Linked DNA regions of Mus musculus: all the other regions are linked to region 2. The links are chromatin loops, found by intact Hi-C in ENCODE. Cell type or tissue: heart. All regions are shown on one strand. Region 1 overlaps Nav2 (neuron navigator 2). Region 2 holds the start of Gm32694 (a long non-coding RNA gene). Region 3 overlaps Nav2 (neuron navigator 2).

The links. Peaks named below come from ENCODE experiments on the same cell type or tissue, not always from the same donor. Only the 100,000 strongest peaks of a DNase experiment are listed, where the experiment ranks them.
Region 1: a loop joins it to region 2, with 2.0 times the contacts of the local background. A loop is called at or near these places in 9 of 42 quality-filtered maps.
Region 3: it touches region 2 in a loop (2.5-fold over the local background); 10 of 42 quality-filtered maps call a loop at or near these places.

Annotation. Positions count from the first base shown.
Region 1 is chr7:49,479,594-49,487,593 of GRCm38, reverse strand. All of the region lies in intron 10 of Nav2 (neuron navigator 2), which reads right to left. Among named protein-coding and RNA genes, the nearest start is that of Gm51447, 45 kb to the right of the region's middle. In heart, a CTCF peak has its summit at 3,374 (motif pointing left); no DNase peak of the experiment used is centred here; H3K4me3 peaks cover 1,789 bases; H3K27ac peaks cover 2,879 bases.
Region 2 is chr7:49,553,572-49,561,571 of GRCm38, reverse strand. It overlaps Nav2 (neuron navigator 2), which reads right to left. Exons shown (of 39, transcript NM_175272.3): 17 at 7,313-7,357; 18 at 4,502-4,662; 19 at 2,676-2,864. It overlaps Gm32694 (a long non-coding RNA gene), which reads right to left and starts at 2,045. Exons shown (of 2, transcript XR_003946637.1): 1 at 509-2,045; 2 at 1-296. In heart, no CTCF peak of the experiment used is centred here; a DNase peak (open chromatin) is centred at 3,081; H3K27ac peaks cover 4,000 bases.
Region 3 is chr7:49,501,221-49,509,220 of GRCm38, reverse strand. The region is part of intron 11 of Nav2 (neuron navigator 2); the gene reads right to left. Among named protein-coding and RNA genes, the nearest start is that of Gm32694, 54 kb to the left of the region's middle. In heart, no CTCF peak of the experiment used is centred here; a DNase peak (open chromatin) is centred at 3,930; H3K27ac peaks cover 7,689 bases.

The DNA.
Region 1 (8,000 bases), 74 kb after region 2:
CACAGAAGCAGGAAGGGGAAATGGAAGAGGTAAGCCAAGGGAAGGAAGGGGTTTGTTGTGGTTGGAACACCAGTGAAAAGGGAGGAGAGTCAACTGCATGGGAGGGAACCGAGACAAAGGGCAGGGATGCAGATGTGGCTGAGAGCGGCCAAGTACCAGGCCCCACTTCAGTTTCAAAGAGCACACTGGATTTTCCATGCTGCCATCATCCCATACCCTATTTTTAACAAGACATATTTATAGTTTTAAGTTTTTTATTCATTTTATGTGCATGGGTGTTTTGTGATATATCTATCTATCTATCTGTCTATCTATCTATCTATCTATCTATCTATCTATCTATCTATCTATCTATCTATCTATCTATATGCGCATCACACGCATGTCTGATGTCCAGGAAGAACACAAGATGGTGCTGAGTCCCTCGGGACTGGAGTTACAGATGTTCGTGAGCCACCATGAGGCTTCTGGGAATCAAATGAAGATCCTCTGGAAGAGCAGCCAGAACCACCTCTCTAGCCCCCTATTCATTTATGTTTTTAACGATGTCTATACATGTATGACTGTGTGTGGATATGTGCCCATGTGTGCAGGTGACAGAAGACCCTCTTGAGCTAGCATCAAGGATGCTGTGAACGTCCTGATGTAGGTTTCACGGGAACCAAACTCTGGTCCCTTGGGAGAGCAGTATACACACCTCTGGGCCTTCTCTTCTGCTCCTCATACACCAAATGCTTTTTTGATGAGCATTTTTTTTTCTCACCAATATATTTTGCTACAGACTTTTCCCTAACACCAGTTCTCATGCTGGCTGAATCACCTTGACTTCTAGGGAATGAGCAAACCTGCAGGGTGGACCTCGTATCCCCATTGCAAAGGCCATGTGCCAGCCACAAGACACCTTCTTCCTTCCTTCCTTCCTTCCTTCCTTCCTTCCTTCCTTCCTTCCTTCCTTCCTTCCTTCCTATCTTCCTTCCTTCCTTCCTTCCCCTCCCTCCCTCCCTCCCTCCCTCCCTCCCTCCCTCCCTCCCTCCCTCCCTTCCTTCCCTCCTTTTTCCCCTTTGGTTTTGTTGTTGTTGTTTTGTTTTGTTTTGTTTTGTTTTGTTTTGTTTTGTTTTGTTTCTTTGAGACAGGGTGTCTCTGTGTAGCCATGGCTGTACTGAAACATACTCTGTAGATCAGGCTGGCCTCAGACTCACACTAGCTAAGGAACCCCACAGCGTCCATTGGAACAAACACTAGACAGAATCGAAGACTGGGTAAAGAGATCCTTTCCCTTCCTAAGTGCAGTGAGGTAATACCACAGAGCCCAGTGAAACTGGCTGGATGTGACATGTCCTTGTACCTTCCAAGTTCACAGTTCTACCTAGCCTGCCTCAGCTGGGGGGGTCTTTCACTTGGAAAGACGTCACTGTTGTGGATGGAGCTGGAGGTGGGGCTGGGGGCTGGGGGTAGGGGTAGGTGGGGGTGGGGAAGGAACCACAGGTAAGGAAGGACTCACTCTAGTGCACTTAGAGCAGCACGCGCATGCAGTGAAAAGGAAATAGCTCTCTGCTGCAAGAAATGAAAGCAGGAACGGGAGGCGGAAAAGCACATCGGGCCTGGCGATTACTTTTCTTCAAAGACTTTATCAGCCTGTCTGCAAGTTTTTGGACACAGCTTTAGTTTAGAAGTGAACATAGGCAAATGGGCATAGGTGAGATCCCTTGCCAATATCAACATAAATACACCAGCACGTACATCAACAGTTATGGTGTTGCATAAAGCTGGGAGGGAGCAGGAGGGGGGCTGATAGCCCCAGACCACCACATTTTAGCAGCTAAACAACACGTGCTCTTCAAGGCACGCTGCAGGGTTACAGCCCAGCGTGACATTGATTCTCTGAGTTTATTAGGATGTAAATTGAGTTTCTGGACAAACCTGTAAAAAGATCCTTTTAGCTTAGGGCCTCTTAGAAGTTAGATGGCTAAACCTCCCTCTGGGTCACAGAGGGACAAGCTGAATGCCAGCCTAGCAGAGCTGCCTAATCCCTTTGAAGGCGCCGGGTCTTTACCAAAGGCGGGTGGGGCAGCTGCTGTGTCTGATTTAAGATGATGCATATGAAATGCAAAAATGAGATCACAAAAAAAAACGAGGCCAATTTTTCTGTGCTGATATTAAAATGGCGACACTCATTTTTTTTTTCTTTCAGGTCCCATCTGCCCTGGAGTTTTAGTGTGGCACACTGACAGAGCGTGACACATGTCACTCAGCAAACAGTGTCATCCTCTCAGTGTCTCTACTACCCTCCCCACAGAATATTCTTATTTTCAAGGAAATAAAAGCCATCCCAGTCAAAGATACTAAAATGTATCACTTCCTGTTGATGGGTCCCCTAGGCTGACATAAAAGAAAACAAAACCAACAGCAGTTTCTGGAGAAAATACAGGGTCAGAGCTCAAGTTTCCCTGTGGTGACAGGACTAGAATTACAAATGACCCCAACTGGGCAACACACCCACACTCACACACATACACACACACACACACACACACACACAAGGGCAGGGGCAGGTAGGAAAGCTCCCAGCTTTCATTCTGCGCCTTTATAGGCAATCCTTGGGCACACACCCACCCTCTCCTCAGCCGTTTGCTGGAACCCTCCCAACCCCTCCTAGGGCTGAGGGATATAGGACACATTTCCTACCTTTCTGTGCCGCTTTCTGCTGTCCCTGGGGGCTGCTAGCTCCTCAGGACCTCACCAGGTTTCCAACCTTTCTCCTTCCAGGAGGATGTAGAGTTCTACTTACATCCCTAGCTTCCCCATCCAGCTACCTGTAGCCATATTAAGCCGCCTCAGCTCTGAGCACCGGGAACATAACCCCAGCAAACAGACCTTGAGAACTGTGAACTGTTCCGCTGGGGGAGGTTCTCAGCTCAAAGCACACGAGCTCCTTCCCTGGCTTTTCTGCAATTCACATCCATCTCAATCCTGGCTTGGATGAAAAGTTCTCTGGATGGAGAGAAGCAGGCAGGCAGGCAGCAGGCAGGCCAGCGGGCGGGCAGCCACAGTACAAGTGAACCCAGGAGGTCTGCAGCCTACTCTGGCTGGCCCTTGTCAACAGAGCCTGGCCCTCCAGGGAGCACTTGAAAGAGGTTGCCAAGCTAATCAGATGGAGCCTGAGCAGGCCGCAGGAGCACAGAGAGCAGGGTGGGGGAGAGAAAGACAGGCTGGAGTGGAGGTGCAATCACAGGGTCGCAGGATCCAGACCCCAACCAGGTATCACAGAATTAAGCACAGAAGAGAGCACGCTGTAGGCAAACACAGGGTATTCGTTGGGATGTGGGGTTTGCAACAAATTAAACTTCTTACAAGCTAGCAGGCTCAGCACCCTCTGGCGGTTGCCCAGGTGGCTCAAGTCGGACCTTACTGCTTCAGCTAGCTTCCCTGCTGACTCAAACACCCAACAACAAAAGCAGTGATTTCTGCCCAGTAGGGGATAGGTGGGGGGTGGGTAGGGGTGAGCGGGAGTAGGTATGGGAGGTAGAGGACTGCAGACAAAGAAACATAGTCCCTCTGTTATATCTACTTCTTGGCATGCCTCTGTTGCTTGTATATTTCTAGACTGGGGTGTCACTTTGTAGCCCAGGCTGGTCCCAAATTTGAGATCCTCCTGCCTTCAGCTCTTGGGTTCTAGGTTATGGCTGTGCACCATTGTGGGAGACATCAAACCCTTTGAATTCTTATGGCTTTGGGGTGGGGGTGGGACAGGTATTTTATGACATATGCAATATTTCAGTAACACTGCAAATAACATCTTTTAAATACACGAGTGCTCTATTTGCATGTAGACCTCCATGACAGAAGAGGATATCTGACCCCATTTACAGATAGATGGCTGTGAGCCACTATGTGATGTCTGGGAATTGAACTCAGGACTTCTGGAAGAGCAGCCAGTACTCTTAAATGCTGAGCCATCTCTTTGGCCCTACACATAAAGCCTTAAAGACAAATTCAACCAAGAGTAGTTTTGAGGCCACTACCTAAAAGCGGAAACTCTGAAAGTCAGATTTCTTTGAATCTAGAAGGCCATTTTTACACATTTGCAATCAGTGGCACTGGCTCTCAGGCCTCCAAGGTACAGTATGACTTGCTGAGTGGCTGTGCTATTCCTTCAGCAGGGCAATGGCTTCCCCACTTTGAGACTCACAGCAGGTGGGTGGGGGAGGTGGTAAGGTAGGGGCAGGAGGTGGGGTGGGGTGGGATTCAGCAGTGGTACCTGGCAGCATTGTTATTCCCTTGATCCTCTGATTTCAGCACCCAGGTGACTCTGACTCATCTTTTCACTGTTTTATCCTTACCACGCTCCTTGCAGAGTGATGGATCCAAGAGGGGAGATGTCTGCACAGTTCTAAAATGTGATACCCTGGTCTGTGCATCTTCTGTAAAAAGCAGTGGGATGCTCCTCATTCACTCACTCATTCATTCATTCATTCATTCATTCATACATACATAGACAGGGTTTCTCTGTGTAGCCCTGGCTGTCCTGGAACTCACTCTGTAGATCAGGCTGGCCTCTAACTCAGAGATCCACCTGCTTCTGCCTCCCAAGTGCTGGGATTAAAAGCATGCAACCACAACCAACCACTGCTGGGCAAGAGCTGCTCCATATTTTAATAAAAGTCCATGGAACACTAATTTCCAGAGGACTTCAGTTTAGCTTATCCTATATAGATAGATGTGCTATAAGAATTTCAATTGGAGGTGGTGGTGTTGAGGGTCATCTAAGAGATGGCTCAATAGATGACAGACTTTCTATTAACAAGTATCAGGACCCGAGTTAAGATTCCCAGGACTTGTATAAAAGCAGTAAGTAGGAGAGTGGACTCTGTAAATCCAGTACTGGGGGTGGCAGGTAGAGTAAGGCAGATCCCTGGATCTCATCGGCCCACCAGCCTAAGTGAATCAGTAAGTTCCAGGTCCAGTGAGAGACCCTGTCTTAAAAACGGAAGCGGTCATGGGTGTTGGTGGATGCCTTTAATCCAAACACAGGGGAGGCAAATGGATCTCCGTGAACTGTAGGCTGGCTTGATCTAGATTGAAAGGCCCAGGCCAATCAGGGCCTACACCGTGATAGCCTACATCTTAGGGTTTCTATTGCTGAGACAAAACACCACCACCAAAAATAAGTTGGGGAGGAAAGGGTTTATTCGGCTTACCCTTCCACATTGCTGCTTATCATCGAAGAAAATCAGGACAGGAATTCAAACAGGGCAGGAATTTGGAGGCGGTACCTGATGCAGAGGCCATGGAGGGGTGCTGCTTCCCTGGCTTGCTCAGCCTGCTTTGTTACAGAGCCCAGGACCACCTACCCAGGTATGGCACCACCCACAATGGGCAGGGCCCTTCCCCATTAATCACTAATTAAGCAAACACCTTCCATCTGGGTTCTTATTGTGGTATCTTCTCAACCAAGATGCCCTCCTTTCAGATAACTCTAGTTTGTGTGTCAAATTGACATAAGACTGACTAACTGGCACACCCAATCTCATTAAAATAAAGGAAAAGAAAGGTGGATACCAGCAAAGGAATATACCTAGTGTCAACTTCTGGCTCTACACACATGTGCACACATCCACAAGCACAAACAGAGTTAAAAACTCACATATACACACACAAGAACAGGTATAATGCCATATACAATACAAAGAAAATAATCTGAAGTTTCTTCTTCTTCTATTAGTGTGTGTGTGTGTGTGTGTGTGTGTGTGTGTGTGTGTGTGTAGGCCAGATTATGTGCGTGGCTTCTTTGCCTTCATGACTACGTGAGCATCACATGTATGCCTGGTATCTCTCAGGGCCAGGAGAGAGCACTGGAACCCCTGGAAGTGAAGTTAGAGATGGTTGTGTGTTGCCATATGAGGCTGGAAATTGAACCTGGGTCCTCTGCTAGAGGAACGTGTGCTCTTAACTACTGAGCCATCACCCCAGCTCCTCTCTTCCTTACATCCATGAATCTGGGGACTGAGCTCATGCTTATGGGACAAAGCCATTTCTCTGGCCCAAGAGTTTTAATTTTTGAAATGCTATAACTATGCTAATGAAATGCATCCTTGGGTGGACAGAGAGCCAAGAAGTCCAACCAGTGTCCTTAGCACCTCCTATCTAAATAAATGAGCATGTGTAAAATCTTCATCGTGATCCATGAGAACTCTTGTTTAAAATGGGAACTACTGCACATCCCTCTGAAGAAACACCGGCAGCTTTGGAAAAATGGGCAAGCAGCCCCGACCCCCATCCCCGCCCCTGTATCTGGGATTTTGTCTTGACTGAATTCTCTTTATTGTGGTTCAACTGTTAGTGTGGATTGCAGCAAATATTTCTAGCACCAGCAGGAAGCTTTCTGTTCACCCTGTGAAAGATGAGACGCATCCGAGCACACAGGAGACTGCTCTCTAGACAAAGCCCCTTTGAGCTCTTTCTTGGCATCAAACATGCTGAACAGAGACGCACTGATACCCAGGAAGTCTCGCAACATAGATGAACTTAAATCACCAGGGATTCGGAGAAAAATACACTTTCCAGGGCCATGGCTTCTTGGCTGTAGGCTGTCCTTAGCAGAGTTCAAACTAAATTTTACTTTATTTTTAAATACCTTGATTTTTCAGAGCATTTAAGGGTTTGTAAGAAAGTTGTACAATAATCATTGAGTTTCCTAGCTCCTTCCTCCCTTCAAAGTCTGATCTATGTCAATATTCTATATTAATGTGGTACATGTTTGCCACTCACAAGCCCATTTCATTGACAGATAACTGATACCTATCTTCATGTGAGCTCTTCTGTGTTCTGTTTTGTTTTTTAGCTCTGCAAAAGTCACGTGTACAGAGGCCGGAAGGATGGCTCAGTGGTTAAGAGCGCTAGCTACTCTTCCAGAGGACCCAGGTTCAATTTCCAGCACCCATAGAGTCCCAGCGGACCCAGTACCTTCTTGTGGTCTCTGCAGGCATTAGGCTCAGACACATATACAGACAAAACATCTTTACACATAAATCGAATTTAAAGAATAAGAAAACAATCCCATATCCTCTAGACTAGTATCATAGAATATAATCCAACACTTAAAAAAAAAAGGCTCCCGGGGGTTCTCCTGGTCACTGTTTTTACATACATGCAATTAAAACAAGCATGTTGGTAACTCTACCCTGGGAAGAACCTATCAGAGATGCCACCTTAAATCCTGAAATCAGCAAGATGGGCCTCAGTTTCCCTAAGAATTAGTTGTCATGATGTGACAAGTGTCATGCATGATAGGGTTGGAGAGATGGCTCAGCAGTTAGGAGCACTGACTGCTCTTCCAGAGGACCTGAGTTCAATTCCCAGCAACCACATGGTGGCTCACAACCACCTGTAATGGTATCCACTGCCCTCTTCTGGTGTGTGTGAAGACAGCAATAGTGTACTCACATAAATAAAATAAATAAATCTTAAAAAAAAAAAAGAAAGAAAAAGTGTCATTATAATTTAAAACATAAATCTTCAGTAACTGGTCCTGGACTCCTCTGTGGCGAGAGGCAATATCATCCATATTAATAGGCCCTAGGGTGAAGCTGATCCAGCTGTGCCCTCAACCTCAGGTCAGGGTTTGGTAGAAATTGTTTCAGAACCTCAAGTCCCTTCTGAAATATCAGTTAACTAGAGGTTTAGACTGAGAGATCTCCTGGCCCTGGAACCGTCTACCTGCTGGAGATCTCTATGTTTGGTGAGGTCATGGCTGAGGAATGACCTCAGAGCGCAGCAGACAACATGTGGTAGCCACAGGAGTATCACAGTCTCTGCACTGTCAGAAGAGTCCTTCCTGAGCTGGGGAAATGGTTCAGTGGGTGAAGCCTAAGGACGTGAGTTCTGACCCTACAGATCCACATAAAAGCTGGACTTCCAAAGGTGAGCAGCTGGAATCCCAGTACCACACTGTGGGGAGTGGGAGGTAGAGACAGGAAACGCTCTAGATGCTCCCGGGACTA
Region 2 (8,000 bases):
TTGTCCTCTGACCTCCACGTGTATAGCGTAACACACACATATGTATGTATTTGTGCATACACAACAGACAAACGTAATTTTAAAGTTAATAATTTAAAAAGAACTCTTGGTGTGTTTTGAAGTGCTTTTCTAATCCTTTATGTAATGTTCCGATAGGCAAAAGATCCAGGACTGTGAGGCACCATACGTGGGTGCTAAATATTGGGGTCCAATCCCTCTGCAATGGTGGTACATGCTTTTAACAGCTCTTAACTGCTGGGCCATCTCTCTGGCCTCAACACCCACTTTAAAGACACCTCCAGGGCTGGTGAGATGGCTCAGTGGGTAAGAGCACCCGACTGCTCTTCCGAAGGTCCAGAGTTCAAATCCCAGCAACCACATGGTGGCTCACAACCATCCGCAACAAGATCTGACTCCCTCTTCTGGAGTGTCTGAAGACAGCTACAGTGTACTTACATATATTAATAATAAAATAAATCTTTAAAAAAAAAAAAAAAAAAAAAGACACCTCCAACCTCTCTTAAGCGTTCTTGTACCAAAGTTGACTTTGAGATTACATCGAGTCTACGGTAATGAACTTCCCTGAAAGACTTCATAAGGCTGCACCTAAGACGTGCTGCGCCTGCTCTACCTGGTTATGATTCCCATCGCCTTCAGTGTGGCTCTAAAGCACTCAGTAAACAGTACCAGCTCACAAACACCTCTGCTAATTTTCTCTAAGCATCAATCCTGCCTCACAGAAAAGAGTAAACATTTCCTGGCCAGGCCTGAGGTCTGACTTCCCCAAGTCTCTCTCATAGCACTGGTAACTTATCAATTCAAAATGGAAAACAAACAAACAAACAAACAAAAACAAACTACACTCAAAGGGATTAAAAGCCTCTAATTACACAAGCCCTATAAAGTTCCCAAAGGTGAAGAAGCCACAACTTCACGGTGCCGTAACAACCTCCTCTCTTACTGTTCTAACCCTGCCTTGGCAATTCGGCTCCGGGTTATCAGGAATCGTGTGATTGCCAAAGTTGAGGTGATGCTTGTAGCTAGACCAGGCCTACTTTTCATCTGCTATCCCAGATGGTCTGCAAGTCAGGCTGATTCCTGAAGGACTGTCTAAGAGCTAGCCGAGGGTGAGTCTGCTATGGTCCCTGGCCTTTGTGGGACCGTGTAGACTTGTCAGGACAAGTTTTGGTACTATTTTGTGATTCCCTCAGACATACACATGACAGATGAAGAGACAGAGGGAGGCACATTACAGCTCTTCTTGACCAATCATGGACTAGAAAGAACTTAAGGCAACCGTCCCCCTCCATTGCCTTAGGGCAGGAATGTGCCCCACTGTGCTGCTCAAAGTCATTACAACACCAGCCCTTAAATCTAACGTAATGCCCTCAGCCACCCAGGCTCTTCTCCTCTTTATCCTCCAGTCCAGCAGTTTCCATATAAGGGATTACAAGCATGCTCTGCTCAGGGTTGCTGGGGCACATAAATCTGGGGAAGAGTCCCAAGTCACCAAGAAGTGCCTGCTCTATCCCAAAAGTCCTTTCAGCCTTTCTTAGAACGAAAACCAAGAAGCAGAAGTATGTCTCTTGTATTCCCTTATTACTTGGGATTTTCTACTGGGAGCAGAGCACACTGAGCCTATTCCCCACTGTATACGGGGACCGAGAGCTGAGGGAGTCGTTCCTACACTCTGTCCTGCTATTAGCAAAATGGTTCCAACAGAGACAGTCCCCGTCCCCATTTCCCCCCACCCCACCCCCCAGGCCGGGTCCGCAAGTTCATGAATCCTCATCTTCAGCTTGGACGTCGTGCCCACAGGCTACCACGCACAAACGGCAGCAGCAGTTAGCAAAGAGCTAACCCTTGCAAGTATTATCTCTGAATCCTTACAGCTCCATGAGCCAAATGTTAACCATTTTCATTTTCACAGTGAAAAAGGGAGACAAAAAGGTGAGGCATCCGGTCTAAGCTCTGGCACCCGAGGAGGGGTAGAGCTGGGGTTCATCCTTGGTCCGCCCACCTCCCCTCTCTTCATCACTCCTTGCTCAGCCTGCATCCGGCCTCCCACAAGCCCAGTGTTTGGAGAATGGGGCTCCTCTAAGGCAATGTCTCAAGGGAAGGAGCAGAGGGTGAGAGAAATGAAGTGAGTTATGAAGGTAGCTGACAAAGCAACCGGTAGAACTTTCCTTCCATAATTCTGATTACAAGGAACAAAGCTATAAATGTCCATGGTTGGCAGCCTGAGAAGGAAAGAAGGGTAAAAACTGAGAAACTCTATCTTGAGACAAGCTAGAAAATACTGGATGGGAACAGGGCTGCCTGCCCCCCTCCCCCGAAGCTGAGGGGCACAGGGAGATGAACTCAGTGCAGTCTCTGCCAACAAAGTGAGCCAGCAACAGGGCTGGAAGATGGAGATGCATGCCAAGAAGTCATGGCCCAAGGCCAGGAGAGAAACCTCAGGCAGCAGAACTCAGTCAATGCTGAGGGTCCGCAATTGCTGCAGAGGCCTCCTCCCTAAGTATCCCGAAAGGTTACCTGAGGGTCAGAGCTTCCTAGTTGAGAGCCCCTCATCCCTACCCCGGAGGCAAGGGAAGAGTTGTAGTGACCAGAGGAGGGAGCCCCATCGAGTGTGCTGTGCCAAGAGACCTAGTATGGCAAATTCCTTCAATTCTTACCTTCCTCAAACCCATCCCGGAAGGAGCCTGACCGACTCATTGTTCGGCTCTTCTCATCCAGAGACATGGAGCTGTTCCGGAAGCGGCTGTCGGTGTAGGGGTCATACTGGCCGTCTGCGTTGGACAGGCTGTGGGTCCTCAGCATGGTTGGGTTGGACAAGCTCATCTGGGTGACAGCGGTGGGGCTCGCTGGAACCAGAGGAGCAGAATGAGATGCTGGGTATCCATAGCTCTGTTTGAATCCCAGATGGGGTATCGGGAGAGGCTGCTTATCGCCGGCAGTGTGTGTGTGTGTGTGCCTGCCAACTTCCCTCCCTTGTCTATTTCTAAAAGGTAGTCGCATCAGCATTTGAGTTACAGGCTTAGAGCTAAAAATACGGGAGGGAAGGCGGGTCAGTTCCAAAGCAAGGCTCAGGGCCTCACGTTCCAACTTGGCACGTTCAGGCAGGCCAGTGTCACCTTCCAGGCATGAGCTAATTACTCCCCGGGTTCATCTGAAACAATTCTCTGTAAAGCCAAAAGCCCAAAATAGTCCAAATAGGCTTTTGATCAGATAGGAAGCATTTGCGCATGACAAGGGCCTCTCGCTGCAAAGAGTTATGGCTGGGAACAAACACTACAAGCGTGGGTCTCATGGCTCAGATGGGAGTCACCTCCCAAGAGCATGCAAAGAGACACACTTCCCTGAGCTAGGCTGAGCTTCCTCATCAAAAGCCCTGCCCGTGTTGGCCAGGCATGCTGTATTTGGAGGTATACACTTAATAAAGAGCAAAACTACACGTCAGTGATGACAAGATACAGGCATCACTTAGACTGGATGGGAAGTCTAGAACACTCACAAAAGCCTCTTCTAAATGGTGAGACCAAAAGGGTTTTCTTTCCCTCCAGTGACCAGTCCTCAAATACCCACCTGCATTCCATTACCTCACGCATCCGCTGATAGCAGGCACCCGACTCTCCTGTAACTCAAGATGGAATCTCTCCTGTCGTCTTGCTGATTTGCTACAAAGCTTTAGACTGTTCTCTCATACTTTTGTCTGTCGAATCTGTACCTATGTGTCTGTCTCTAATAGAGAATCCCTCAGCATTCCAGCAGGGCCCAACACAAACCCTTCTCCCCTCTCAGCGTGCCAGTCAACACATTATGTCTGCAGCAGCCATTTCCAAGAACACTTGTTCATTAAAACTTATTTCTGGCTTCATAAAGGAATGGGGAGTAGGCTGGAAAACGGTCTCCTTCACGAGGCCCGAGAAGCAGGATGCACCCAGAGTAGTGGGGAGGTATGCCCCCGCCCCCTACAATCTTCCCTATACGAACCGCAGGAAAAAGACTATGTATGTGGGTGTGTCTGACCCTCAGATTTTATGTTATCTACTAAGTCCAGGCTCCATAGAGTACAACTGAGTTTCAAAAACCTCTCACACACACAAATCTCATAGTGTTTTAAGGGTTGGCCTTTTTTGTGGCCATCCTAAGTCGCATGTGGCGAGAGCACCCAGGACTTTGTGATTTTTCTTTGTTTCCTTGACTGTGTGGCTGAGGGCCGATTAAGATATTGAGAAGGGCCGGGCGTGGTGGCGCACGCCTTTAATCCCAGCACTTGGGAGGCAGAGACAGGCGGATTTCTGAGTTCGCGAAGCCAGCCTGGTCTACAAAGTGAGTTCCAGGAGAGCCAGAGCTATACAGAGAAACCCTGTCTTGAAAACCCAAAAAAAAAAAAAAAAAAAAAAAGATATTGAGAAGGATGTGGCCACGTGCCTGTTTCAAAGCACAAAAGAACCTCAGCCCTGCAGAGTGGACCGGTGCGGCTCAAGCGGCGACTCACCAAGCTGAGAGAAGTTGAATCTTGTTCCTGAAGGAGAAGTGACGCTGGAGCCGGAGGAAAAGGGGGAATTGGTAGCAGTGTCCTGCAGGCCCCCAGCTGAGTGGGACCGGAACCATTCTTTGGCGTCTTCCTGCGTGCGAAGCTGGGAGGTGGGTGTATACCTGGAGACAGAAACCAGGCTGGAATGAACAGCCCTTATGAACACACATTCCCTACAGCCGATGGGGAGTGTGTACAAAGAAAGCTATATTTAAGATGGGGGGGGGGGGGGGGAGAAAAAGCTCAGATCACTGCACGCCCTGAAACTTATGAAGTTTCTCAAAACTTTTTTTTTTTTTTTCCTACTTGGCTGCATCTGGGGAAAATTATAATTCCTTTCAGCTTGCAGGGAACACCTAAGAGGGAGAAAGGCTGGAAATGTTCAAAAGAGCCATCCCTGGGTGTGACTGGAACATGCTGGTTCATGACAGGGTCGCCTCAAAGCCCCCTCCCTGTCAGGAAGAGGGGTTGTTGTTAGTGCTCTGAGGAAGTTTTAATGAGCTAACTGCTGGCATGTGCACGCTGCAGAACCAGTGAATGGTCACGAATCACTGTGTGTTAGTGGGTGGCATTTGGAGAGACCTGGGGTGCTAGTGTTTACAGTAGCTGCTGCAGTTTGTGTGATGCGGGGTCTCGAATAGCCCGGGCTGTTCTTGAATTTGCCACATAGCTAAAGATGACTTTTAACTTCTGATCCTCCCGCGTCTATCTCCCAAGTGCTGGTATTAGAGGCATGACTAATTGTGTATACTTTACAAAATACAGGGAGTTGTGGGCTGAACTCAGGGTTTTCTGCATGCTACACAGGCACTTTACCAACTGAGCCACATGTCCAGCCCCTTAACTGCTACAGTGTAGCACTGACAGGTTTCAGGAAAAGAACCACACACTGCTGTGTCAAATGTGGGGAAGTCTTCAGGAGTCATGGGGTCCACCAGCTCCGGTATCCCAAAACTGGAAGATTTATCGAGCATCTCTGATAGGTTAGGTATCATTACATGCATCATCTAACTAAGGTTTCAAGTTAGGAACGCAACATAATGGATCCTGCTATACGCTCTGGGAAACTGGGGACCACAGGGCTGAGATTCTAACCCATGCTTGTCTGATTCCAAACTCCGCGCTCTTTTCTCTCTTCCCTTAGGCAGCGCCCAGAACTTCTGTAGTACCCACACTGCTGGGGTGGCTGCTGATCAGGAATTTGCTACCCAATATGAGTGTGTTGAGGAGGCAAGCTAGACAGAAAACCAGTATGAATGAGAAGTCTGTTTTCACTCTTGTTGATGGCTATACACCCTCGAAAGGCACATCGGGTGCCTGGAAATAGTTGTCATAAAACCCCATCCTGAATGTTTAGACAATCAATTTTAAAAATCCAGAACTACATAGCTTTAATAGATCTCCTACAGACATGCACACAGCATTTCAAAATGTAACTACTTAAAAGTTAGCTTCCTGACTCTTTGGGTAACAGTGGGTCATGAATTTCTCTCGGTGGGTGGAGTGCTTGCTGAGGGCCCAGGAAGCCCTGGGATCAATGGGCAGCACTGTTGGTGTAAGCCTGCAATTCCAGCACTTTGAGAAGTGGAGGCAGGAGGATCAAAAGTCCAGAGATCATCCGCAGTTACATAGCAGGTTCAAGGCTAGTCGGGGCTACATGAGACCCAGTCTCAAAGACAAGGGACAATGGTGGCATCAGTCATTAACATATCCAGCGGGACACACACGATGGAGCAGAACTCTACTGGGAGGCATCAGTGCATGCCTTCTTGAGTTGATACCCACCTCATGTTAACAACGTTCGAAATGCTCTGGGTCTTAAGAGCCTTGGGTTATTAACTAGACACACACAAGACAGCAACACGACATTTCACTTCACGTGAAAATACTTAACGCTTAATGCAGGGGGAAGCCAGGGCTACAAACAGCAAGGCTTTTTTTAAAGAAGGCAGAACTGACAGAGGTCCACAGGGATCGTGAGCGAACTGAAGCACCTCAGGCTGGTGACAGTGATGACATGATTTGAGCAGTGGTGACTTAGAGCATCCTGCTTCATCAGGATTAGCACCAACAAGCAGCAGAGGCCTGGCTTACTACAGAAGCAAAAGCATTCTTTTTTGGTTCAGTTTTTATTTTATTTTTTCATTCCACCAAAAACCAATCATATGCATTTCTGGATGGGTATTAATAGCTGACCCACTCATTAATTAGGACATTAAGACAACTCTTAGTGATGTTTCATAGCCACAAAGGTATTTTTAAGTTATTATTATTATTATTATTATTATTATTTGGTGGTGCTTGGGATTGAACCCATAGCCTTATGTAGAGCAGGCAAATGCTCTAATGCTCTACCATGGAGCTGATTTCCAGCCAGAAGCAGCTAGAGTTTTAAAATGGGGTCAGCTGACAAAGCCGCATGCTCTAAGTCATGTTCTCCTTTGGAAGCGGCTGTGTGTATACGGACAATCATGACGTGCTCAGCACCCCTCCTGCCGGCCCACCAGGAGCAGTCACTGTTCCTGGCTCAGGGATGCTGGTGGTGAGATGGCTCTGCCACATGAAACTTCACAAAGCACAGACCCTGCTCAAGCAAGTAAGCCACAAATGGAGAGATGAGAATGAGAGAGGGGTCTGTCATCCAAAAATCCAGCTGCGGTGGCCAAAGCAGGGACCCCAGCCGAGCCCAGCCCAGCCCAGCAGCAATGAGGATGACACAGCCAAGCTCCACAGCCACAACAGATGGCATGGGTACAAGGAGGGGACAGATACCTGAGTCCTTTCTTAGGCAAAGTGTTCCTATCAAGGTGCGGGTCACTGTAGAAAAGTTAAAACAAAATCAAGAACTTCAGAGAAGCACAGGGGACTTGAGAGAAGGAAGGCAAGAAGGCTGGGGAGGGGCACGAGGACCCCCAAGGGGCAGGCGCCCACCACCAGCCAGGCATGCAGCACGTCCACACAGTATACAAAAGAAACCTGGTCCTGTCTGCATCCACGCCAGTGCATACTTTACCCCACTTCACAAGGTGGCCTGAGTCGTGAACCCCAACTGTTCCTCCTTTTCCACAGGTTCAAAGCCAAGGCATGGGGCTGTATCATCTAGGAGCATGGTCTGTGCTGCCCTGTATCCCACCTATTGTACCCCTCAGCTCCCCTCCCGAACCCTGCTGCCTCTGGCAAAGGTTTCAAGAAGGGGCAGAGACTCATTGGAGGGTTTCAAGAGGCAGCAGTCTGCATATTTGGAATTCATGTGTGATGAAGTAAATTCCAGGTCCCTCTCAATGTCTCCTTGTTCCTGCCCAGCAAGGGCGTCGCCAGAAGCTGAGCCCTGGGCAGGAGCCTGGGCATGCTGGAACTTGCTGGCTGATAGAGTCAAGGCATCTGAATGTCTAAAGTGCAGGGGCTTGGTGTCTAAGTCTGACAGAAACAAAGTTTGTGCTGTGGATGGGGTGAAGGGGGT
Region 3 (8,000 bases), 52 kb after region 2:
GTTCAGGCACACACACCATTCTGTCCAAATGGTTTATCTGACAAAATAACCAGGGGACAAAAGAGAGATCTGAGAACTTGAGTCTTCAACTGCCAAGTGGATCAAAGACACAGGAAGCAGAGAAAGCCATCCATGTGACTAAATTTAGTCTTCTCCCATAGCGCACTTCCCCCATTGCCAAGGTCTGTGGGCTGCTGCCCCGACCCAGCCTGGATAAGTGATCCTCATAGAGCCTCCATCTCTCAGACAGCCTCCACTCTGCTCACTCACGGTCATGAGCAGGCCGTGTTTCTGCTTGTGTTTCTATAGCTCTGCCAGCTGCTGTGGACTGGGGAAGGTTTGGAAGCTTCTAGACCTCAGCAGGTAGGAGGGGAGAATCAAGAAGAAACAGGAGGAGAAAAGACCCAGAGGCAGATGCAGACAGATTGGCTATGGTTAGGCTATGCCAGGGGTTGGGGTCCTACACTGAATAAAAAAATAAGCCAGGCAACCACCACTCTTTACACACACACACCTTCCCCCCCACTTCTTGACTGTAGATACAATGTAACCACGATTCTGCCTCTGTGGTGGACTGTATCCTTGAACTGAGCCAAAAAATAAATCCTTCCTTAAGGTACTTTGGCATACCCACGTGAAACGTCAGGAACGCAAGGGTAAGGATCATAGCATTCTCCTCCCATCTGAAGCTACTCTTCCAAGTCCTAAGGAGCACAACAGGACAATGGGACAATAGGACACAGGGGTGAGGGGCTAGTGGAAGCAGGTGCTGACATCATGGCAGCTTGTCCCCCCTCCCCATGTCAGTACAGCAGCAGCCTCTGCACTGCCTCTCCACCATCCTACTGCAGTCCATATACCAGGCAAGGCACAGGTCTAGGATGAGCCTGGCCAGCCTTCCAAAGGAGACCTAAAGTTTTTCAAGGACTGGCTTTTGTCACCCAGCCAACCTGTCACACCTATCTTCTGGTGCCTAGGGTGCATGGCACATGAATACATGCCGCCAGCTAAATTTAAACTCTTCAGAGTCCTTTCTTCTACGTTGACATTTCTCTCACTCTAGGGAGGAACAGGTCGGCTTCTTTGGTGAAAATAACACAGCCCACCCAGTCAGTGCAGACAGACGAAGCGGTGCCCACAAGTCAGAAATGGCTCATAGCACCAGCACCTCCAGAAAAAGTCCTGAGCCCACACCCTGAGCACACGGATGTGACAGCACATTCCTTAATGACCTGATTCTTCGGTTTCTGTAACAGCATACAGAAGAGAGTCTATAAGCTGACTCTCTATAGGCACTTTATCATTGCTTTTTGGGACAGGGGAAGAAATCACCACAGAAGGCCAAGGGTTCTGATCTCAGCTCCATCTTCAAATGCTTGCACATCATTTAGTGATCCCTCATCCTCAAAGTTAGTTGGGATGGAGACTAAAGTTGAAGTATAATATCTTGTTCCCAGTGGGTATACTATGCAGGCTGTGACTCAACGTGACTCAAGCTAGAGTTCTCTGCAAGGAGGGAACCTAAAGTGAGAAAATGCCTCTATAAAGCCCAGCTGTACCACATTTTCTTAGTGTTTGATTGGAAAGGGCTCTGCTCCTGGGCTGATGATCCTGGGTTCTAGAAGAAAGCAAGCTGAGCAAGCCACAATGAGCAAGCCAGTAAGCAGCATCCCTCCATGGGCTCTGCATCATCAGCTCCTGCCTCCATGTTCCTGCCCTGCTTGAGTTCTTGTCCTGCCTTCCTTTGATGATGAACTATGATATGGGAACATAAGCCAAGTAAACTCTTCCATCCCTGACTTACTTTTGGCCATGGTGTTTCTTCACAGTGTTAGAAACCTAAGACATCAGCGGCTGTGGCCAGCACCACCACAGCACTGGTCAGTAGAGTAGCAACTGCCATTGGAACTGGGGAATTCTGGGTATAAGCCTTTTGTAAGCTCTCTGGAGTTTAAGGAGCCCCAGAAATTGGATCCAGTTTCTCAGGGGTCCCAAGGTTCACCAACAAGCAAGGCCGGTGTCTTCTGTATACTTTGTAATGTCACCCGAGTCCTCTGTACTCTCTAGCAGTAACCAGACATGAATAACAGCATGGCAAAACTATAACAAGAACATCCAAATCCAGGCTAAAGGAGAGGAGCCCTGGATTCAAGTCACTTGGGGCAGCTAGCAACAGTGGGGACCTCTGCTCTCAAACCTGGGCTGTCAGAACCAGAGCAGCAGTGCCACTGAGCCATCTTTACAGCCCTAGCTGGTACATCTGCTTCCTGTGTGACTCCACACTCATAACTAGCCACTCTGAGTCAGCTGTACCATCTAACAAGGGGGTATGAAGCCAGTCTTTCCTTCAGAGCTGGGTATGCAGTTGGGTGCAGATCTCACCTGAATCCAGCCCACCAGTCACCGGCCGTAGTTCCTGGATTTTAATACTCATTGCACATCTTCCCAGCACTCAGCACCCGGTTTCTCCTACAGTGACCTCCTGGGCTCCAATTGGAAGGTGCGTTGCTTAGCATAGAAAGCATCTCTCCAGCTGCTGGGAGGGCCATGCCCTCTTGGCTTTGCAGCCCACTTACATGGAGAGCTGGTCACCCAGTGTTTGTATAGTGTTTAATCATTAGATGCTGGAGGTTCTAATACCAGGGGCCCCAGGGCATCTGCAAATAAGTCAGCTATTTGCTTGCTTCTGTCTATCAAGGTCTTCTTTTGGGGAGGTTTCTCCGCAGAGACACAGGGCTGACCTCTGACATAATGGGCTCCCAGATGCTGGGGAGGCTTATTCTCCAAGGACACAGGGTAGGTGGTGTGGGTCTCATCCAAGATGAGACTGCCTCTTCCCAGTGCAGAACTCCTGGACTCTTGTCTTTTCCCCCAGCTCCCCCGCCCCACCTGAACTGCTTCCCCTCCCCCGACTTGTCCAAGGTCTGATCCGGCTTTTTCAGGAACACTCCCATAGTCCCGCCCTGCCATTGGATCTGGAAATGTGAACGGTCTAAGTGCCCGGGCCTTTCCCTTAGCAGCTCCTGATCTGCTTTTTGCACCATGCGAAGGGTGTTGGTATCCCAGAAGACAGCTCCAGCCCAGCCTCCATGTGCCCATAAGCCCAGCATAGGACCTCACCTGCAGGGTGATCCTTCCTGTCTGTCATTCCTGGCAGGGTGGGAGTATTTGCAGGTTGCAGCTGTCCTTGGGAAGTGAGGGCAGAGCCCTTCTAAGTAGGATTAGCAGCCTTTCAAAGGGCTTGAGAACATTCCCTAGTACTGTTTCTATTAGAGAGGATGGAAGGAGGAAGGCCCTTGTGGGAATCTTTCATGCTGGCTTCTACCTGGGCCTTGTGGCTTACAGAGAGCAAATAAATGCCTGGTTTCTGGTGTTTTTCAGTGTATGGTAGCATGCATGGCTTAGGATAGGTGGCACAACCATATCCCCAGGTCACCTCGGCCAACCTGCTATGTGTCAGAGCCTGTATTATTAGGTCCTGGGAACCTCATGACAAATAAAACTTAAGTCTTTAAGCCTAGCATTACAGAAATAGAAAACAATTTAAGATTGAGTTAGAAGTTAAAATAAAGGACCACACGGGCTCCTTTGTGTGATCAAGGGAGTGAGCTGCTAGAGGGACTCTGAAGGGGTGTGTGTGCTAGCCTGGCCCAGAGCAAGAGCCCAAGCAAGAGGAAGTGCTGGGATAGGGTTGCAGCCTGCAAAGCCACCAGAAGCCCATACAGCCTTAGAAGCACTTGGTACTCAGGTTGAGAAGTGGAGATGAGACCAGGGAGGTGGCAGGGCCAGGTTGGGAGGTGACAGAGGGTGACAAGGAACCCCAAAGGCTTTTTAATAGATCAGACCTTCATTGGAGGGTCACAGCGCTGGGGTAACCTCTGAAGAACAGGGCTGGCATCCAGCACAGCGACTGACACAAAGGACAGCCAAGGAACAACAGCAGAGGTGCCATGTGCCAGTTCCCTGCAGGGACTTCAACCCCAGCACAGGAAGCTGACCTTGGGTATAAGCAGAGAGGCCACACCATTAGCATGACTGCTGCTTGTTCAGGGAGGCCTCCCTCCCAGATTCCTGTAGGGGACACTGAAGGCAGGTCAGCCCACAGGAGCTCCCCAGCTGGCCAACTCCCCCCCCCCCCCCCCGCCCCCCACCCTTTTATTCCAGACCCTTAAGACTTCAGCTCTCTGGAGGCTTCCTGGGGGCCTTTGTTTAAAATGAGAAGCCAACTACATTTAATTGCTTCAGCCAGACACTATGCCTCCCTCCCCAATCCCTTCCAAGGCAGCTCCGTCCTCAGCTTGTCTTGAAACATAATCAGCGCCTGTTCGGAGGCCCTCCGCAAATTATGGTTCTGATCTTTTGCTCCAAAAAGTACTGGAATTATAGCTTGGCATGGAGAGAAGTTCAAGTCTACAGGGTCACAAACTCTTTCATGTTCCGTTTCAAGACCTCTGCTGGGGATTTTAGCAGGTTTGCACCTCTGATGTTGCCTGGGGGGAGTCAGAGCAGACCTCCCGCCAGGCTGTGTGCCTCAGCTTTTGCTAGTTACCCACCGGGGGTCCTAGGCCTTCTAGTTTCTACTTCCACCCTCTACCAGACTTTGACCAGGGCAGAAGTAGCAGACTAGCAAGAGCTGAGCTCACCAATGAAAAGGACACTGTGGCCACATGGCTGGGTCTAGGGTTGACAGGGCCCATTTTATAACCTGGTGTTTTGAGGCAGTCACTTCAGCTTCTGATCCCCCCAGTTCTCATCTGTGAAATCAGCTTTCTAGCTCATTGCCTAATGGCACCGGTTGCCAGGCTTTCTAATCTATCACTGAACGGCACTGGCTGTCAGGCTTTCTAATCCATCACCCAATGGCAGTGGCTGCTGGTTTCTAATCCATTATTATCATATGACACTGGCTGAATTAGAGAGAGGGAGAGAGAGAGACAGAGAGAGAGAGAGAAAGAGAGAGAGAGCAGGGAAAGAGAGAGAGAGCACAGGGGAAAAGAGAGAGAGAGAGCACGGGAAGGAGAGAGGGAGGGGGAAAGGACATGACTGCTTCTAGGTATGGTGGAGGAGAAAGTTTATGATAGATATGTGGGAGAGCATAGTCAAAAGCAGACACATCTGGAAAGTCTATGGTCCTGACCCTGAACCATGTGAGGAGTGTGGGGAGGGGCACGGGGGAGAGAGGAGAGAAGAGAACAGGGTGTAGCAACCAGGAAGACAAAGCTATAAAAAGGGTGGATAAGCAAAATGTCTGGATTATATAGGGAAGAGCCTCTGGGGGAAGGGTAGCCCAGCCCCTTGGCTAGAGAGTTCAGGGTAGAGGGCAGGGTATGCCAGCCACACCCTGTAACAGGTAGGGACTGACTGAGGGACACTGAGAGAACCTGGAGACCAGGCATCCTAGCCACTGGTCCAGGGTTTGAAACTTGACACTGGCCAGCAGGCATTCTAATCTATCATAGAATGGCATTGGCTAACTATTAAGGATGGAGGGAACTCCTTAACCTTGAACAGCAGGGCATCTCATCGCCTTTGAGGTTACCAGGTGAGAAAAACCGGCAGCCGACACACTTGGACTCAGGACAGCTAACTCTCTTGACCTCTACCGTGCAGCGGCTAAGAACACCGGCTGCTCTTCCAAAGGTCGTGAGTTTAATTCCCAGCAAGCATATGATGGCTCACAACCATCTATACTAGGATCTGATGCCCTCTTCTGGCATGCAGGTCTACATACACATAGAGCACTCATATATAAAATAAATAAATCTTAAAATGGACATACATACGTAGGCCCTCAGCCTCCTCCTCCTCCTGCTGCCATGACTGCTGCTTGTACCAGTCATGCCTCCCCACTATGATGGACTCTTATTCCTCTGAAACCACAAGTGTGAATAAACTCCTCCTATAAGATGCTTCTGGTCATTGTTTTATCACAGCAACTAATACATGCTCAGTCATCATTCGTCCGTCTAGTCATCCTTCCTGGTTTAAGTAAACGGAGCATGCTCTCTGAACTGGGCACTGTTCTAGAAGAGAAGGTTGGCCCAGAAGCAGAATTGACCTGGTTTTGTTTTACTGATGCTCACACTGGTAAGCACACTGAGGTAAGATAGCGTGCATGAAAACAAGGGGTACGGCCTGGCACTGTGGGACTGTAATGTTAGTACTTGGGGGGCTGAGGCAGGAGAATGTTGTGTTCAAGCTTGAGCCACTCAGAAGACCTTGTTGTAGGTCCACCCTTTTTGTAGCTTTGTCTTCCTAGCTGCTACACCCTGTTCTCTTATCTCCTCTCGGCCTTGCTGTTCCCCACTCTCCTCACATGGTTCAGGGTCAGGACCATAGACTCTCCAGATGTGTCTGTTTTTGACCATACTCTCCCACATACCTAAGATAAGCAGTTTATAAACAGTTCATAGCTGAGGGCTGAGGTTGGTGAAGAGGTCAGCCACTCTGAGGTGAGCTGGAAGAAGAGGATAAGAAAGAGGCGTGGGAAGCCCACTCTAGACAGGGAGGATGGCAGTGCATTAGTTCTGCAGGGCATGGTGGGTGAGCAAGGTCAAGGGGGCCAGAGGAAGGCATGGCTCTTCCCAGGAGAATGTGGATGAAGTGAGGCCGGAGAGGTGCCAAAAGCAAGAACACACAGATTTGAAGGCTACAGAGTAGGTCTGTCTTTTGTTCGATGTGCAGCAGGAAGCCACCACTGTGAAGCTTTAGGAAGGCTCCGGAGCCCTGAGGTGTGTGAAGAAAGTTATAGTGGTAGTTGGCTGTCTGAAGGTCACAGCAAAAGCTCAGAGGAGAGACACTCGTGTCCTAGGTTGCTGGAGCCTGGGGGCAAGGTCGAAGGATTTATAGATCTCTAGGGAGACCATGACAAGACTTGTCAAATCCAGTAACCTCACTGATGGTCTTATTAATATTGGTGCAATGATTAGACACTCAGGCAGCATCTGTTAGCATGAGGCGAACAAGGCTCTGTGCAAAGCCAAGACAGCCAACAAACAGGTTACAGGCAGCGTGCAGTTTCCTCTCATGGGAAAGGAGCTTGTACCCAGCTTGCCTTTCGGCAGCCAAAGTTGACATCCTAAGGCACACAAATGCCCCCAGAGCAATGTGTCAGTTGTGGGGACCCTGGATGGATAAAAGGTCCTGTAGGCTTAGGTTCTGGGTAGAAACCAAGGAAAAACCAAAAGATAAAGGTATCCCAGGACAGAAAGGATCTGAGTTTATCAGGGTTCCCTGGATAGAGAAAACCAGGAAGTTGTTCCTCACTGCTTGGGAGAGGAGGGAAAGAGAAGGAAGAAGGAAAGAGGGAGAGGGAAGGAGAGAATGAGCCATCGAATATAAGTTCTAGGTCTGTGAGCACCCAAAGGGCTTCTTGCACCCACGTTTTAAAAGGGAATACGAGACCCAATGGATGTATCTGTACCCCATCAAAGTCCACACAACAGATGTCTCCTCAAACGACAACACCTTTCTACATGCTCTCAAGGGCTTCAACTACTGTCTGGGTGTGCGTGAGCCATGTCCAGAGAACTTAAATAAATAAAAGGAAATGTTTCTTCCTAAGTGTTATTTTGCCACTGAAGAAACTGAAGAGCTGTGACTCCCTCTGCCCTCATCTCCAGGCAAGTTGTGTGGAGCTCTGAGAGCAGGTACCTGCTATCTGCAAGTGGGGGATGGAGTCCACTGAGCCACGCTATCCTTCATTTCCCTCAGCCCCTACTTACTGGCCTCCACACAATCCCAGAGCTCACCCCAAGCCACTCTGTGTCACTGAGCACTAGGGATGAATGGGATAAATCAAAGTGAGGACCAGTCTTCTCTTCCTGAGATTGCCGAGTCTCAAAGCAACTACAAGGGTCCACACCAGATGGTAGAGAGGTCGGCTTGTGTGATCGGCCTGGTGCCGACAGGGTGCTGGCTGTTTATATAGGATGTAACTATTCTGAAGGAGATGCTGCATTGGTGGCTAAAAGCATCCCTAAGTTACCCTTTGTGCGGGA